Linked DNA regions of Homo sapiens: all the other regions are linked to region 2. Evidence: read pairs that join two places in POLR2A ChIA-PET (ENCODE). Cell type or tissue: PC-9. All regions are shown on one strand. Each heading gives the region's core, and the rest is flanking DNA. Links, peaks and the distances in the headings are about the cores only.

The links. ChIA-PET counts read pairs that join two places held together with the same protein. Peaks named below come from ENCODE experiments on the same cell type or tissue, not always from the same donor. Only the 100,000 strongest peaks of a DNase experiment are listed, where the experiment ranks them.
Region 1: POLR2A ChIA-PET joins it to region 2 with 6 read pairs; 2 of 35 experiments call an interaction of 5 or more read pairs at or near these places.
Region 3: POLR2A ChIA-PET joins it to region 2 with 7 read pairs; 9 of 35 experiments call an interaction of 5 or more read pairs at or near these places.

What each region holds. Positions count from the first base shown.
Region 1 is chr22:37,956,549-37,961,972 of GRCh38, reverse strand. It overlaps POLR2F (RNA polymerase II, I and III subunit F), which reads right to left. Exons shown (of 5, transcript NM_021974.5): 2 at 5,131-5,200; 3 at 2,497-2,627. Among named protein-coding and RNA genes, the nearest start is that of POLR2F, 5.6 kb to the right of the region's middle. In PC-9, for the core only: no CTCF peak of the experiment used is centred there; no DNase peak of the experiment used is centred there.
Region 2 is chr22:38,234,098-38,239,521 of GRCh38, reverse strand. All of the region lies in intron 3 of TMEM184B (transmembrane protein 184B), which reads left to right. Among named protein-coding and RNA genes, the nearest start is that of TMEM184B-AS1, 5.5 kb to the right of the region's middle. In PC-9, for the core only: a CTCF peak has its summit at 2,650; a DNase peak (open chromatin) is centred at 2,541; H3K4me3 peaks cover 688 bases; H3K27ac peaks cover 2,500 bases.
Region 3 is chr22:38,322,880-38,328,303 of GRCh38, reverse strand. The region is part of intron 5 of TPTEP2-CSNK1E (TPTEP2-CSNK1E readthrough); the gene reads left to right. Among named protein-coding and RNA genes, the nearest start is that of CSNK1E, 8.2 kb to the right of the region's middle. RefSeq lists enhancers at 277-788, 2,836-3,346, 3,347-3,859, 5,239-5,424 and a silencer at 2,386-2,680. In PC-9, for the core only: no CTCF peak of the experiment used is centred there; no DNase peak of the experiment used is centred there.

The sequences.
Region 1 (5,424 bases), core at 1,710-4,209, 280 kb after region 2:
AGTTGTGAGCCACGGCACCCAGCTGCTTTTCTTTCTAGGCTAATTTCCATTATTCCCTACTTGAACTACCCCCGCTCCTCCAGATACCCACCATTTCCCACATCAGTCTATAGGGAGTTTGGGGTAGGGGCTCCTGTTCTCAGTCTCATGCTTCCCCACAGTACCATTAGAGTACCCCGCTCTGTCCCCTCACCTACTCCTCAAAAGAAAGGAGGAGGAACTATTCTGACAGGTGAGCCTGGGGGGAAAAAAAGCAGGCATCTGTGGCCCAGCCTCTTTGAAAGTCCCTGCTTTCTCAAAGCCATCTGTTGGCAGAGGGTGCTTCCAGTCTGTTCTCCAGTCTGCCCCAAACCTTAGCAGGCATCTGAAGGCCTGCACTGCCTATGGCTAACACATCTGCACTCATTGGACACTCGCATCTCCACCTGTCTACTCTATCTCCTGAATCTTTATTCTCCCAAATGTGGGAGAGGAGGGAAGTTTGCTGATTTTCAAATCCCCAAAACCCCACCACTGCTCTGTGCTTTCATCTCTCTAGCGTGCTTTCAAGCTGGAGGGCCCCCCACTCTGCTGGACTGGCCATAGTCTACCTCACATCAAGAACCACCTTAAAGCCAGGAATGGTTGCTCATGCTTGTAATCCCAGCTCCAGCACTTTGGGAGCTGAGGCAGGAGAATCACTTGAGGCTGAGTTCAAGACCAGCCTGGGCAACATAGCAAGACCCCTATCTCCACAAAAAATACAAAGCCAGGCATAGTGGCACATACCTGTAATCCCAGCTTGAAGCTACTTGGGAGGTTGAGACAAGAAAATTGCTTGAGCCGGCCAGGCGCGGTGGCTCATGCCTGTACTCCCAGTACTTTGGGAGGCCAAGGCAGGTGGATCACAAGGTCAGGAGATGGAGACCATCCTGACTAACACCGTGAAACCCCATCTCCACTAAAAATACAAAAAAATTAGCCAGGCGTTGTGGTGGGCACCTGTAGTCCCAGCTGCTTGGGAGGCTGAGGCAGGAGAATGGCGTGATCCTAGGAGGTGGATATTGCAGTGAACCGAGATCACGCCACGGCACTCCAGCTTGGGCGACAGAGCGAGACTCCATCTCAAAAAAAAAAAAAAAGAAAAAAGAAAATTGCACCGGCCGGGCACGGTGGCTCACGCCTGTAATCCCAACATTTTGGGAGGCCAAGGCGGGTGGATCACAAGGTCAGGAGTTTGAGACCAGCCTGGCCAATATGGTGAAACCCCGTCTCTACTAAAAATACAAAAATAGCCGGGCACGGTGGCTCACGTCTGTAATCCCAACACTTTGGGAGGCCGAGGCGGGCGGATCATGAGGTCAGGAGAAAGAGACCAACCACCCTGGCTAACATGGTGAAACCCCGTCTCCACTAAAAATACAAAAAGCTAGCTGGGCACGGTGGCGGGCGCCTGTAGTCCCAGCTACTCTGGAGGCTGAGGCAGGAGAAGGGCGTGAAGCCAGGAGGCAGCACTTGCAGTGAGCGGAGAACGCGCCACTGCACTCCAGGCTGGGTGATAGAGCGAGACTCCATCTCAAAGAAAAAAGAAAAAATACAAAAATTAGCCAGGTGTGGTGGTGGACGCCTGTAGTCCCAGCTACGCGGGAGGCTGAGGCAGGACAATCGCTTGAACCCGGGAGGCAGGGGTTGTACTGAGCTGAGATTGGGCCAGTGCACTCCAGCATGGGAGACAGAGCAAGACTCTGTCAAAAAAAAAAAAAAAGAAAAGAAAATTGCTTGAGCCCAGGAGTTTGAGGCTGCAATGGGCCATGATCAGGCCCCTGTGCTCCAGCATGGGCAACAGATTGAGATCTTGACTCGGAAAATAAAACAACAAAGAACCACCATGGCCGGGCGCGGTGGCTCTCACCTGCAATCCCAACACTTTGGGAGGCAGAGGCAGGTGGATCACTTGAAGCTAGGCGTTCGAGACTAGCCTAGGCAACATGGCGAGACCCCGTCTCTATTAAAAACACAACAATTAGTTAGGCATGGTGGCACATGCCTGTAATTCCAGCTACCTGGGAGGCTGAGGCACGAGAATCACTTGAACCTGGGAGGCAGAGGTTGCAGTGAGCTGAGATTGTGCCATTGCACTCCAGCCTAGGTGACTCAGCGAGACTCTATCTCAAAAAAAAAAAAAAAAAACTACACTGGTACACATTGGCTCTGAATTCACCTTTTTTGCTGCACTAATCTGACACGCAACCATCTAGTTCTGTTTTTTTTTTTTTATCGTTTTTCTCCCATATTGTTACTTGACTTCTCAGATGTTCATGTCCTAGTTCTCCTATTAGATCACAAGCTCCCTGAGGGCAGGGGACTAGCTCAATGCCTGGTACGCAGGGACGGCACCACTTTTGGAATGTGAGAGCAGAGAGTCTGTTTTCAGGTGCCAGGCTGGGAAAGATCAGCGGTACAAGAGCTTACTGTGGCCTGACAGATGGAGAAGACAGTGAAGGGGCAATCACTCACGCAATCTGGAGCGCTCGGGTGCCCAGCACGCGGGCTCGCTCGTACTTGGTCATGTATGGTGTGGTGATTCGCTTCTGGTTGGCCTGCGGTCGCTCCCCAGAGGGGAGGATCTCGACATTCTCCTGGCCTTCCTGGACACCAAGACAAAAAAGAGGGAAAGACTCAGGTGGCACTTTTGGGTTACAGGGAGAGTGATAATGACAACAATCACAATTCTCGCTACAGCCACCGTTAATGCTTACTGCATGCCAGGGGACCACATAACTGCTTCCTAACAACTCATGTAATCCTTACAATAACCTTATGAGGCAGGGATTACAGTTCTCATTTCAGAGGCTTGGAAAGTCAGCTAACCTGACCAAGCCTCAGACCTGGTAATGGAGGTCTGAGATTCCAGAGCTAACTGCCTCATCCAGAAGAGAGCAGAGGGCCTGGAGATGGGGTGGTATCAGAATGTTGGTCCTGTAAAAGAGGTCCTGGCACAAAAAAATTACCCTAAGCAGGAAGCTAGGAATAGTCTTCCCATCTTTCAGATAGGGGAGCTGAGCCAATGGGCCAAGTGGCTAGAAAAGTCAAGGTGAAGGCAGGAATATTTAACAATTACTTACTAAGCATTTGTCCTGAGCCAGATATTGTTAACAGATGCTGAGAAAGAAAGCTAGGAATTTCTGCTCTCAATTAATGGTCTAAAGGGGAGACAAGAGTAAACAGAGCAGGTGCTATGAAGGGTGCAACAGAGTTCCCGAGGAGGTGGGGACACCTCACTCACACTGGGGGTTAGGAAAACTCCAGGGATGAGGCTTGAGCTCACCTAGAAGGATGAGCAGGAGCTGTCAAACCAATGAGGAAGGAGGCAACATGCAAAGGCATAGAGGAGAAAGAGGTTTGGACAACTAGTTGTGGACAATAATTAGAACAAAAGGTGCGTAGAGGATTGTAGGCAAGAGAATAAATTCTGTGGTATATAAAGAATTAAGTAAACAGGCCAGGCGCAGTGGCTCACACCTGTAATCCCAGCACTTTGGGAGGCCGAGGCGGGCGGATCACAAGGCAGGAGATCGAGACCATCCTGGCTAACACGGTGAACCCCGTCACTACTAAAACTACAAAAAAAAAAAAAATTAGCCGGGCGTGGTGGTGGGCGCCTGTAGTCACAGCTACTCAGAAGGCTGAGGCAGGAGAATGGCATGAACCCGGGAAGCAGAGCTTGCAGTGAGTCAACATCGCCCCACTGCGCTCCAGCCTGGGCGACAGAGCAAGACCCCGTCTCAAAAAAAAAAAAAAAAAAAGTTGACTCTGAGCTGGGCATGGTGGTGCAGAACCTGCAGTCCCAGCTACTCAGGAGGCTGAACTGGAAGGATCACTTGAGCCCAGGAGTTCAAGGCTGTAGTGCGCTATGACCACACCTGAAAATAGCCATTGTACTCTAGCCTAGACAACGTAGCAAGACACCACTTCTTAATTTAAAACAAGCAAACAAACAACAACAACAACAACAAAAAACAGAAAGAAAGGATCACTCTGGATACTCTGTTGCGAATATTCTGCAGGGGGCAGTGGCAGAAGCAGAGAGGCCATTTAGGAAAGCCAGTAGTAACTGAGCATGTGGGCAAGTAAGAAAGGGTGCTGAAAGGAGAAGAGCACACAGAGCAGAGTCTGGAGTGAGACTGAAGCAGGAAAACCAGCCACACAATTCCTGCAGGAATGTGGCTGAAAAGCAATAAGATCTAAGCCAGGTTAAGGCACCAGGAGTAGAAAAATGCAGACAGGGCTGAAGTACATCTAGGAGGCACAATCTACATGACAGGGATGGGAAGGGGACCAGAAGGATGGAGAAGGACGCATCTGACTCAAGTGAAAAGGTATCTGAAAGTGCCATGCAGAGAGAGAGAAGGCTCCATGTCTCTCCAGAACATAACTGCATTTTTTCCCTCATCAGTCACACAAGACAGAAAGCCCTACTTTCCTCTTGAGGCTGGCAACCTATCCACCTAGTTGCTCAAGCCAGAAACCTGAGAGTCGTCCTCGTCACCACTCACTTTCTCAGCCCCATAACCAACCCACCGAAATAACTCTTTTATCTGCCTTCTCATCACCTGCACTACCAGCACCTATGTCCAAGCCACAGGCCTCTCACCTTTCACTCTTGCCCTTCCCCAGTTCACTCCTTACTCGAGGCAGGAATGTACTTTCTAAAATGTAACCTGGACTGTGCCCTGGCTCAAAGTTTGTCAGTAGCTTCCCATTGCCTTTAGGCTACAAAATACTGCCTCATCTGAGCCCTGCTTACCTCTTCCCTTTGCTCCTTAAGCAGTCCCACCCAGCAGAAAGCACCTGGCATATAATAAACATTCAACACATGTTTGCCAAATGAAGGAAGGCACCGTTTAACTTGTCAGTGAACTAACTGCCCCAGAAGCCACAGGCTGTGGACCACATGGACAAAAGCTTTCAGGCCCACCCTGCAGGGCTGTTCTGCTATGCAAGACTGGAACACAGCTCACTCTAACTGGGAATGCTTATGGCAGGGGCCTTGACCACAAATAGAAGGCAGACACATTCAGCTAATCATCACCTGTCAGACGATTTGGCAGCTTGGGCTGCAGAGGTGGGAGCCTGAGGCTGAATACTGACCTCTTCGGCATTCTCCAAGTCATCTAGCCCTTCATCCTCCTCCACATCATCAAAGTCGTCGCCATCAAAACTGTACAGGAAGAAGAGATCAGTTACTTAGAGCATCACTTAAAAGAATCAAAGAGGGGCCAGGCACGGTGGATCACACTTGTAATCCTGGTACTTTCGGAGATTGAAGTGGGCGGATCACTTGAGGCCAGGAATTCAAGACCAGCCTGGCCAACAAGGCAAAACCCCATCTCTACTAAAAATACAAAAATTAGCCGGGCATGGTGGCACATGTCTGTAATACCA
Region 2 (5,424 bases), core at 1,154-3,653:
GACTCCCACCCCCACCCCCAACCATCCGCCACTCGGTGACCATGGAGCGGTGGGCATGTGGCGTTCAGAGCTTTGTTGATGTCGCTTGGCTGTTGCCACTCCTCTTGTCCTTGAAGGTTTGCTCCCCACCCCACCCTCATTCCTTCTCATTTCAGTGGCGTTAGGAGGGCGAGGAGGGGGATAGTGGAGATAAGTGTGTGTTTAGCCTGTGAACCCTGTGACTAGTGCTTCCTGTTCTCAAAGAGAGGGCTGAGTCTTGGAAGAGGGCTTAGTGCCACGTACCATCTGCGAGGGCTGGAATTCATAGTGCTGGCATGTGTCACCAGAGGGTGTGGAGGGGCAGGCAGATGGGGGCAGGGTGGGAACCACCCCCCATATGCATTCAGTGTTTGATTGTGGGGTTGGGGGTGGGCCATAAAGACAACTCTGAGACAGTGCTGGGGAGTTCTGTGATCAGAGGCACAGGGCCTTGGGGTTCAGAGGCAGGAGGCGGTGTCCGTATGTCGCTTTATGCAGTTGCTGTTTGTTAGGAATGTTTGCGTGGCATTTCACAGTTTTCCCACGTGTTTTTCATCACTGTTAGCTCATTCTCACCTCCCAAGTACCTGGCAGAGTATATATATTATCCCCATTTACAAATGTGAAAAAAATTTGAATAGGCTCTGAAACTTGTCCAGAGTGACCCAGATCTTGTAATGGCCAAAGGCCAAACTTGCAGCTGGGTCTCTGAATCCTAGGGCTCTGTGCCAGCATGGTGAAAGAGAGGACAGGACAAGTTTCTCCCCTGGAAAAGTGTGAACTCCTGTTAGGGAAAGAGATTTGAATGCATGACAGCAACAGAGAATGATGCTTCATTCACTGTCCAACCGGGGTGAGCACAGCCGAGGGCCGCAGGTGCAGGGCCACACAAGAGCCAGAGGCCAGTTTGCTGCCAGAAGGACTCCCTGGCTGGCTGTGGCTCTTGCAGATAGAGCCAAGGATTATAAGACCTCGATAGTGGCCAGGCGCGGTGGCTCACGCCTATAATCCCACCACTTTGGGAGGCCAAGGTGGGCGGATTGTGAGGTCAAGAGATCGAGACCATCCTGGCCAACATGGCGAAACCCCATCTCTACTAAAAATACAAAAATTAGCTGGGCGTGGTCGTGCATGCCTGTAGTCCCAGCTACTCAGGAGGCTGAGGCAGGAGAATCGCTTGAACCCAGGAGACGGAGGTTGCAGTGAGCCGAGATCGCACCACTGCACTCCGGCCTGCGACAGCGAGAGACTCTGTCTCAAAAAAAAAAAAAAAAAAGAAGTTGATAGATCCAAGTGCAGAAAGACATTCAGAAGAAGCCAGTAGAAGAGAGGTCAGAAACAGCATTCAGGGCAGAAAGAAGCAGGAATAAGCATGATCAGCAGAGGATAAAAAAGCCGCGAGGGGGCTGGGCGCAGTGGCTCACACCTGTAATCCCAGCACTTTGGGAGGCCGAGGCAGGTGGATCACCTAAGGTCGGGAGTTCGAGACCAGCCTGGCCAACATGGAGAAACCCCATCTCTACTAAAAATACAAAATTAGCCAGGCGTGTGGCGCATGCCTGTACTTCCAGCCACTCGGGAGGCTGAGGCAGGAGAATTGCTTGAACCCAGGAGGCAGAGGTTGCAGTGAGATCGCGCCATTGCCATTGCTCTCCAGCCTGGGCAACAAGAGCGAAACTCCGTCTAAAAAAAAAAAAAAAAAGACAGTAGGGAGGAGAAGAGGAACCATTTGGCACAGCTTAGAGTCTGGGGTCACTTGTACCACGCAGACCCCTGCCCCCTTGGTTGCAACACACTGTGCCCATTCTTGTCCAGGATGATCACCCATCACTGAAAAGAGGCATAAGAACGTTCTGAGGCCCCTATTTTCTGAGCAGAGAAGATTTCTGCCCAAAGTGGGCAAAATTAACTTTTCCAGGCTCATCCACCCGTTATCTGAAATACAGAATGCCCCCAGTCTTTCCAAGTAACCAGAGTGTTTCTCTGCAGCAGAAGGCTGGGCCATGAGGCCAGCTTTAGGCGCTGAAGGTGTGCACAGGGGGTGAGCTTAGAATGGCCCAGTGTGCCCAGGGTCATCGGGGTCCCGCACGCAGTGTGTGGCACACAGTAGGCACACAGCGAGTGTGTATTGAAGTTATAGCAAGTTATATGAGTGTGTCTGCCTCCTGACCCTGGGAGCTGCACGCAGAAACGTGAGAGGGCAAGTACTGAGTCTTTTCTCAAAGCCCGGGGGCTCTTGGGGTAAGTGTCTTAGGTGCTCCATGCCTGAATTTCCTTATCTGTAAGCGGGGATAACTCCTTCCTTGTGGGGGAATGAGGGTGGCCGTTGCGGGGGGATGTGAACATGTAGAGCCTTACAACTGCTGGGTCCTGTAGCATTTATTAGGTCACGGGGCAGCTGAGAGGCTGGGTGGGGAGCAGTCTCTTGGCCTACAGCTTCCTACCCAGGCTCAAGGAGCTGCCAATAGGAAAGAAGGCCATTCAGAAGAAGCCAGTAGAGGAGAGGTCAGAAGCAGCATTTGGGAGGGCGACAAACAGGAATAACAGGATCCACAAGGGACAGGAAAGTCACGAGGGAGAAGCCTGGAGCCTCGGGTTTGGAAGGGACTGCTTTAGAAAGTCTGCTGAGGGGTTACCCAGCCTGATTGCTTCTGTTGGCAGCAAGCTCACGACTTCCACCTCTGGACTCTGCCCGTTAGAAATGGTTTCTTATAGGCCAGGCGCAGTGGCTCATGCCCTTAATCCCAGCACTTTGGGAGGCTGAGACCAGCGGATCACTTGAGCCCAGGAGTTCAAGACCAGCCTGGGCAACATGGTAAAACTCTGTCTTTACAAAAAAACAAAAAACACAAATTAGGCAGGCATGGTGGCCCACACCTGTAGTCCCAGCTACTCAGGAGGCTGAGGTGGGAAGATTGATTGAGCCTGGGAGGTCAAGGCTGCGGTGAGCCGTGATCGCATCTGTGTGCTCCAGCCTGGGCAACAGAGTGAGATCCTGCATCAAGAAAAAAAAAACAAAAAAAGGAAATGGTTTCGTATATTGAGTATATTGAGCTGCAGTCCTTCTGGGATCTGCCCCTGGGAGTCCCATCTGCCCCTGGGAAGAAGGTGGTTGTCACGTCTATTAAGAGAGTGACCCCTGATGTCTTCTCGTCCCCAGCACAGTCCTTGTTTTGTGTTCATCCTGGTCCTTCTCTCCTGATACTGTGCATTTGTCTCTAGTTTGAGATGTGGTGTCTAGAATGGAGCAGAAAGTTCCAGATGGGGCATGGGGGTGGGGAGCGGACAGCCTACTCTCATTCCAACGATGGAGGAGTTCCTCCCAGAGGCTGGCCCCAAGGCCATCAACTTTCCAGTCTCCAAAGACAAAACCCTCCAGAGAAGACACAGCCTGATTGTCCAGGCCAGGAGAGAGAGGCCCTCCGGTCCCTCACGCTGGTTGCTGCCCTCTGGACTTGGCCTGAGGGCTCCTTGGTCATTTATGAGAGGGCTTAGCACAGAGCCTGGCACACCAGCTGTGGTAGATATTTAGGGAGATGTAGAGTCATTGTGTGTCTCCGAGGCCTCTCCAGGGGTCTGGTACTGGAGCCGTGGTGGGAAGGGCGGTGGGCAGTGAGCTTCCCGGTCAAGCACCTCCCTCCAGCCCCGTCTCAGCTTCTCCGCTCTTCTTACATCCACGCACGCATCTTTTATTTGTTTCCAGGGGATGTGTTGAGTTTTCCATTTTAAACACCTTTGCTAAGATGTTGGAGGTGGTGTTTCACATGGCTCTGTACTTTCCAGGAGGGAGACTGATGTGTCCAGTTGGTCAGTGGGGCCAGGCTTGGGCCGGTTGCGTCACGTCTGAGGAGATTCTGTCTCATCTTCTCCAAGAATTAGGGAGTCCATTATCGACTCACTAATGATTGTTTAAAGGGAACTGTCAGCAAATTGGTACTTTACAGACTGGCTGGCCCCAGAGCACCTCCAAAAGGTCAAGAATCTTGAACTGAGAGGGATGATGACATTTGATGATTCTGATCAGTTGTGTGCAGAGCCGGTTACGGAGGGACCTCGGCCACGTAATTCAAAAGTGTGCTGACTGCTGACATGTGTTTTGATGCAGGAAAGGACACGAGCCCAGATGCCAAGCCTTTCTTGGGAGAGGACTGCAGGGATGGGCTCTCCCGGGAGGGAGCTTCCAGATAGAGAGGGCTTATGGGCCTGGGGCCCCTGTGGCTTCCCTGGAGGGTTTTGTTGTTCGAGACTGGAAAGCTGATAGTCTTGGGGCCAGCCTCTGAGAGGAGCTCCTCCAGTGTTGGAATGAGAGTGGGGTGTCCCCTCCTGCCCTGCCTGAGCCTGTTGTCATGGCAGGCTCCCCTGGGGAGATGGTCCATGTACGTCTGTCCATTCCTTCCTTCAGTGTTGATGACATGTTTGTAGCTGCCAGGCCCTCCGGTAGTCATTGGAGGTAGGACTGCATTCTACCTGCAAGGAGTTTACAGTCTGGAAAAAGCAGTAGGTAACACACCGTGGACTCTTGACTGTGCCCTCAGCTCATCTAAGGCTCTGCACGTTCACAGCCCCTGACCCCACCAAGGGAGGAGTTATCCCGCTTACAGATGAGGAGATTCGGGCATGGAGCGCTTAAGACACTTGCCTGAGGCCACACAGCTCCTAAGAGGTGGGACCACAGTTCACAACCAAGGCAGGCTGTCTCCAGGGCCCATGGCTCTTTACCTTACTTAATGTTGCTTTTGTGCCGGAGGGATCAGGCAGAGCCCAGAGAGGGGTGATGTGTGAAGTAAGCAGGGTGCAGGACAGAAGAGGCGGCATCTCAGTGGGGTCTGCCTCTGCGGTGAGCAGAGGGACCAGAATGTACCATTGCATGCAGGCGTGAGTGATCACAGCACGTCCCAGGAGCTTCAGTCATGGTTTTATCTGTATTCCACTTACCATGGCTGTGCAAATAACTACTGCCAAAACACACTAGTGTAAAACAACCATCCAGTTTCTTCATGGATATTATAGGTCAAGAATTTGGACTGGGTGCAGGGGAGATAGTTTGTCCCTGCTCCATGACCTCTGGGCCTTGGCAGGAGAGCGTGAAGGCTGGGGCAAATCACCTGAAGGCTCACTCCCTTGTGTGCCTGGCAGTTGATGCTGGCTGTCAGCTGAAGGCCTCGGTTCCCTCACATGAGCCTCTCTGTGCGGTGTCTCCAAAGGCTAGCTCGTGCTTCCCCGCTGCATGGTGACTGAGTGCAAGGACAGGCATTCAAGGGAAAAAGAGCCAGAGGAAAGAGGCCTCTTCCAACCCCTACATCAGATGTCACAAAACATCACTTTGGCTGTGGTTACTCAGGGCCACCAGATACAAAGGGAGGGAACAAGACCCCACCTCTCAGAGGAGGGGTGTCAGCATCACGA
Region 3 (5,424 bases), core at 1,801-4,300, 88 kb before region 2:
GTGCTGTATTTGTGTAGCACTTCACATAAAATTACAAGAATAGCAACTGCCCACATCACAAAATGCCCAGGGCGAAGGGGAGACGGCTGCTCGCCAGCCATTGGCACCACCACTGCCCCCAGACACTGACTTTCCTGTGGCGGTCACTGTCTAGCGTATTCTCTCAATACTGTAGGACCCTCTTTTTTCTTGTGTCTATTCAGCCTCTCCTGTCGGATCGTCAGCTCCTGGCAAGCTGGGGCCGGCGCAGACCTCTGAGGCCCTGCAAGGAGTTGGCATCAGGAAATGCTTGTGGGTGAACGTGTGATGTGGCAGGATGATGAGTCGCACCAACTATGCCGAGCGAGGAGCGCTGCTGTGGGCATCGGGATTATTAGTCGCAGCAATCATCCTCATTCCCGGAGCCCAGCTAATGAGTGGTTGTGTGAGCTGGGAACGGGAAGCCCTGGCTTCTCAGAGGACAGAAGGAGCAGGTTTGGGCGCTGGTTGACTGCAGCACAAACAAGGGATGTTGTGATGAGCAGAGGGGTCAGAGGAGCCCATAGGGCCGGGGGTGACAGGCCAAGCTGAGGGAAGGAAGCAGGCAGAGGTGAGCTGGAGGCCGGGCACGGGTGGCCCTTTGGGGATGCCAAGGATTTGTGTAGTGCTCCCTGCTCCTGGGGACACGTGACAGGCGCTCCTGGCTCCTCTGGGAGTTGCAACAGCACAGGGAATGCTGAGTGGAGCAGGAGGACAGAGGGCCCCAGCAGAGCAGGAGGACAGGCAGCCACCGTGAGAAGGGATGGGTGGGGCAAGGTGGCCCTGAGGGAGGGCTGTTAGGGAACATCTGGCTCAGGATGGAAAGTGTCAGGCCCTGCCTTCACCCCTGAGATCACACACACAACATCACCATTGCACAAGTATTTACGGGGCACCCATGACCAGTTGGGTACCCACAGGAGCACCTATGGGAGATTTCTCTGTCTTGGAGAGACCCTAAGAGCATTAAAAATGAACAAGTTAATGTTTCAGCCAGTCATAAGTACCATGAAGAAGATAAAGCAGCTGGCCAGGCACGGTGGCTCACACCTGTAATCCCAGCACTTTGGAAGGCCGAGGCGGGCGGATCACGAGGTCAGGAGTTCCAGACCAGCCTGACCAATATGGTGAAACCCCGTCTCCACTAAAAATACAAACATTAGCTGGGCGTGGTGGTGCGCGCCTATAATCCCAGCTACTCAAGAGGCTGAGGCAGGAGCATCGCTTGAACCTGGGAGGCGGAGGTTGCAGTGAGCCAAGATCGCGCCACTGCACTCCAGCCTGACGACAGACTGACTCCGTATCAAAAAAAAAAAAAAAAAAAAAAAGCAGGATATCCCCAGTACAGGAAGGACAGAGGGGAAGGAAGCCCACTGAAGACCAGTCAAGGAGGGCTTCTGTGCAGAGGTGACTTTTGAGTTGTGATCTGAGCCCTGAGTAGGAGGCAGTCATGGAGGATTTGGGGAGATCATTGTAGGCAGAGGAACAGCCAGGCAAAGGCCCTGAGGCATGGTGAGATGACAGACAGTGAGGGAGGGAGAGTGAGGTTTGAAATGGGGTCTGAGGCAGGCAGGGGCTAGATCATAGCAGGCCCTGGGAAAGAATGTGAATTTCATGCTAAGGGAAGAAGGAGCCACTGGTGTATTTTCAGTAGCCACAGTCAGATCTCAGTGGTTAACAGGCCACTGTAGTAGCCAAGTGGAAGACACACGTGGTAAGAGTGGCTGGGTTCAGAATCCAGTTGGAAGGTAGAGCTCATGGGAGCTGCTCAGGTTTTGAATATGGGGGTAAGGGGTGCGGGGAGAGCCGTTTCCCACTGAGCCCAGATTTGTCACCTCAAGGTCTTTCTCAGCTTAGTGCCCGGGATGTGGAGTGTAGGGTCCTTGCCCATCCAGCCCTGCCCTTAGCTTCAGCTGGGGAGACTGAGAGCTTTAGCACTCACTTTGTCCAGCTCCTCAGAGAAGGGCTGTGGATTCTCCAAGGTCGCGCTGAAATTCAGACTGACCAGGGACCAAACCCAGACCTTGCTACCCTGCCCTGCTGCCTCTCCGCTGAAGATGGAAGAGGAGGGAGGAAGCCCTGGCAGGAGTGACCTGACCGGGCACGGCCCAGTGGTGAGGTTCCCTGGAAGAAGTGCCTGAAAAGAGAGCCTGGGGCCAAAGCTGTGCCCTGGGAATAGTGAGGGGTGGGTAGGATGTCATGGAAGGGTCTGGGGACAAAGAGCCAAGGCCTAGCTGGGTAAGGAGAGGAGAGTGCCCCAGGACAGCATCTTCAGGCTGGCAGGGCTGGGGGCGGGGGAACCTCTGGAGCCTGTGGGCCACAGACTCTCCATGAACAGGGCCTGAAAAGGGGAGGACCCTGAGAAGCTTCCCACCGGGGCCTTCGAGAGCCAAGACCAAGATGGGCAAGGCTAGCAGCTCCCCTGGGCCCAACTAGGTTTGCATATCTCCAACTCCCACCGTAGAAGGGGCTGGCGGTGGCCCCTCCAGAGGAAGGGTGACAAAAGGAAAGGAGAGGCGGGGGATACAGCCTGCAGGGCTCAGGTGCTCAGAGGAGCCCAAGTCAGGAGCCCTGCATTGAACTCTGCTCGGCTCCTAAGAATAGCAACATTGTAATGTAAGCATCTTCCTCTTACTCAGGGCTGCTTCTGGGCTACATTGTTTTTGTGATTTATATTATCCCCATTTTACAAATGAGACTCAAGAATTTTAGGAACTTGCCTAGTGTCACACTGTTACAAAATGGGAGGATACTATTTGTTTTTTTGTTTTGGAGACAGAGGAGTCTCCCTCTATTGCTCTATCGCCCAGGCTGGAGTGCAGTGGTGCCATCTCAGCTCACTGCAACCTCCACATCCTGGGTTTAAGGAATTCTCCTGCCTCCCAAGTAGCTGGGACTACAGTCACCACCACCATACCATGCCAGGCTAGTTTTTTATTTTTTATTTTTTAATTTTTTTTTTTTTTTTTGTATTTTTAGTAGAGACAGGGTTTCACCATGTTGGCCAGGCTGGTCTCGAACTCCTGAGCTCAGGCAATCCACCCACCTTGGCCTCACAAAGTGCTGGGATTACAGGCATGAGCCACGGTGCCTGGCTGCAGAATACTATTTGAAGCTAGCTTCTTTTTTGTTGTTGTTTTTGTTTTTTTGATACAGAGTCTTGCTCTGTCACCCAGTCTGCAGTGCAATAGCGGGATCTCGGCTCACTGCAACCTCCATCTCCCAGGTTCAGGTGTTCTCCTGCCTCAGCCTCCCGAGTAGCTGGGATGACAGGCGCACGCCACCATGTCCAGCTAATTTTTGTGTTTTTAGTAGAGACAGGGTTTCTCCATGTTGGCCAGGCTAGTCTTGAACTCCTGACCTCAGGTGATCCGTCTGCCTCAGCCTCCCAAAGTGCTAGGATTACAGGTGTGAGCCACCGTGCCTGGTCGCAGAATGCTATTTGAAGCTAGCTCCTTAACCATGTGGAGCTGCCATCACATGCTGCCTGTGACCTTGGACAAGGCTCATTCCTTCATTGGGCCTCAGTGTCTCTATCTGTAAAACAGTGGAGGGGGGCCAGGTATGATGGCTCACGCCTTCAATCCTAGCACTTTGGGAGGCTGATGGGGGAGGATCACTTGAGGGCAGGAATTCGAGAACAGCCCAAACAATGTAGTGACCCCATTTGGGCAACATAGAAACCCTGTCTCTATAAAACAACAAACAAAATTAGCCTGTGGCTGGGCGCAGTGGCTCACGCCTGTAATCCCAGCACTTTGGGAGGCTGAGGCGGGCGGATCACCTGAGGTCAGGAGTTCGAGATCAGCCTGGGCAACACGGTGAAACCCCGTCTCTACTAAAAAAAAATACAAAATTAGCTGGGTGTGGTGGCACATGCCTGTAATCCCAACTACTTGGGAGGCTGAGGCAGGAGAATTGCTTGAACCTGGGAGGCGGAGGATGCGGTGAGCCGAGATCACACCATTGCACTCCAGCCTGGGCAACAAGAGTAAATCTCCCGCTCACCAAAAAACAACAACAACAACAAAAAACAAAATTAGCCTGTGATGGTGGCATACACCTATAGTCCCATCTACTCAGGAGGCTAAGGTGGTAGGATCGCCTGAGTCCAGGATTTCGAGCCTGCAGTGAGCTATGATCATGCCACTAAGTTCCAGCCTGGGTGACAGAGCAAGACCCTGTCTCTAAAAAACAAAGAAACAAACACAAAATGAAAAAAGCAGTAGAGTGGAATAAATGAAGCTTGTAGCTCTCCCAACTGGAGTCCACAGTTCCTTCTGTAGCGGATGGGTTCAGGGGCAGGAGCCTGATGGGGGACACCTAGGGCTTTTCTTGAAATCATGTCCACAGCGGGGCATGGTGGCTTACATCTGTAATCCCAGCACTTTGGGAGGCTGAGGCAGGTGGATCACCTGAGGTCAGGAGTTCGAGACCAGCCTGACAAACATGGTGAAACTGCATCTCTACTAAAAATACAAAATTAGCCAGACGTGATGGCACATGCCTGTAATTCCAGCTACTTGGGAGGCTGAGGCGGGAGAATCACTTGAACCTGGGAGGCGGAGGTTGTAGTGAGCCGAGATCGCACCATTGCACTCCAGCCCGGGCAACAAGAATGAAACTCCATCTCAAAAGAAAAAAAGAAATTATTTCTTTTTTTTTTTTTTTTTTTTGAGACGGAGTCTCACTCATCGCCCAGGCTGGAGTGCAGTGGTGCGATCTCAACTCACTACAACCTCCGCCTCCCGGGTTCAAGCGATTCTCCTGTCTCAGCCTCCCAAGTAGCTGGGATTACCGGCGTGAGTCACCACGCCTGGCTAATTTTTGTGTTTTTAGTAGAGGCAGGGTTTCACCATGTTGGCCAGGCTGGTCTTGGAACTACTGACCTCAGGTGATCCGCCCACCACAGCCTCCCAAAGTGCTAGAATTACAGGCGTGAGCCACCACGCCCAGCCAAAAGAAACTATTTCTTCCGTTAGCCTGGGAGAGTGGTTAAGGGCACAGACCCTGGCAGGCCACCCCCAGCCCCAGCCCCCGAGGGTGCAGTGAGAGCTGACCTCGTCAGTACAGGCCACGTGTCTCTAAAGAGCCTGGCGAATGGTGGGTGACAGCACTTGGAGTTGGTCAGAGATCAGGAGGCTGTCTCCTCACCGTCCATTCATTCACTCATCCAGCAAATCTTTGTTAAATACCTCCTATGTGCTGGAATAGATCCTAGATATTGGTGATACAGTGGTGCCCAAAATAGCATTAACTCCTTCCCTTTATGCAGCTTAGACCCCAAAGTAAGGAATGCAGACAAAAAAATAAAAATTCCCTGCAGAGCATGTTAGATAGTGATGTGGAGTTCCCTACAGAGCATGTTAAATAGTGATACAGGCCAGGAGAAAAAGAGACAGGCAG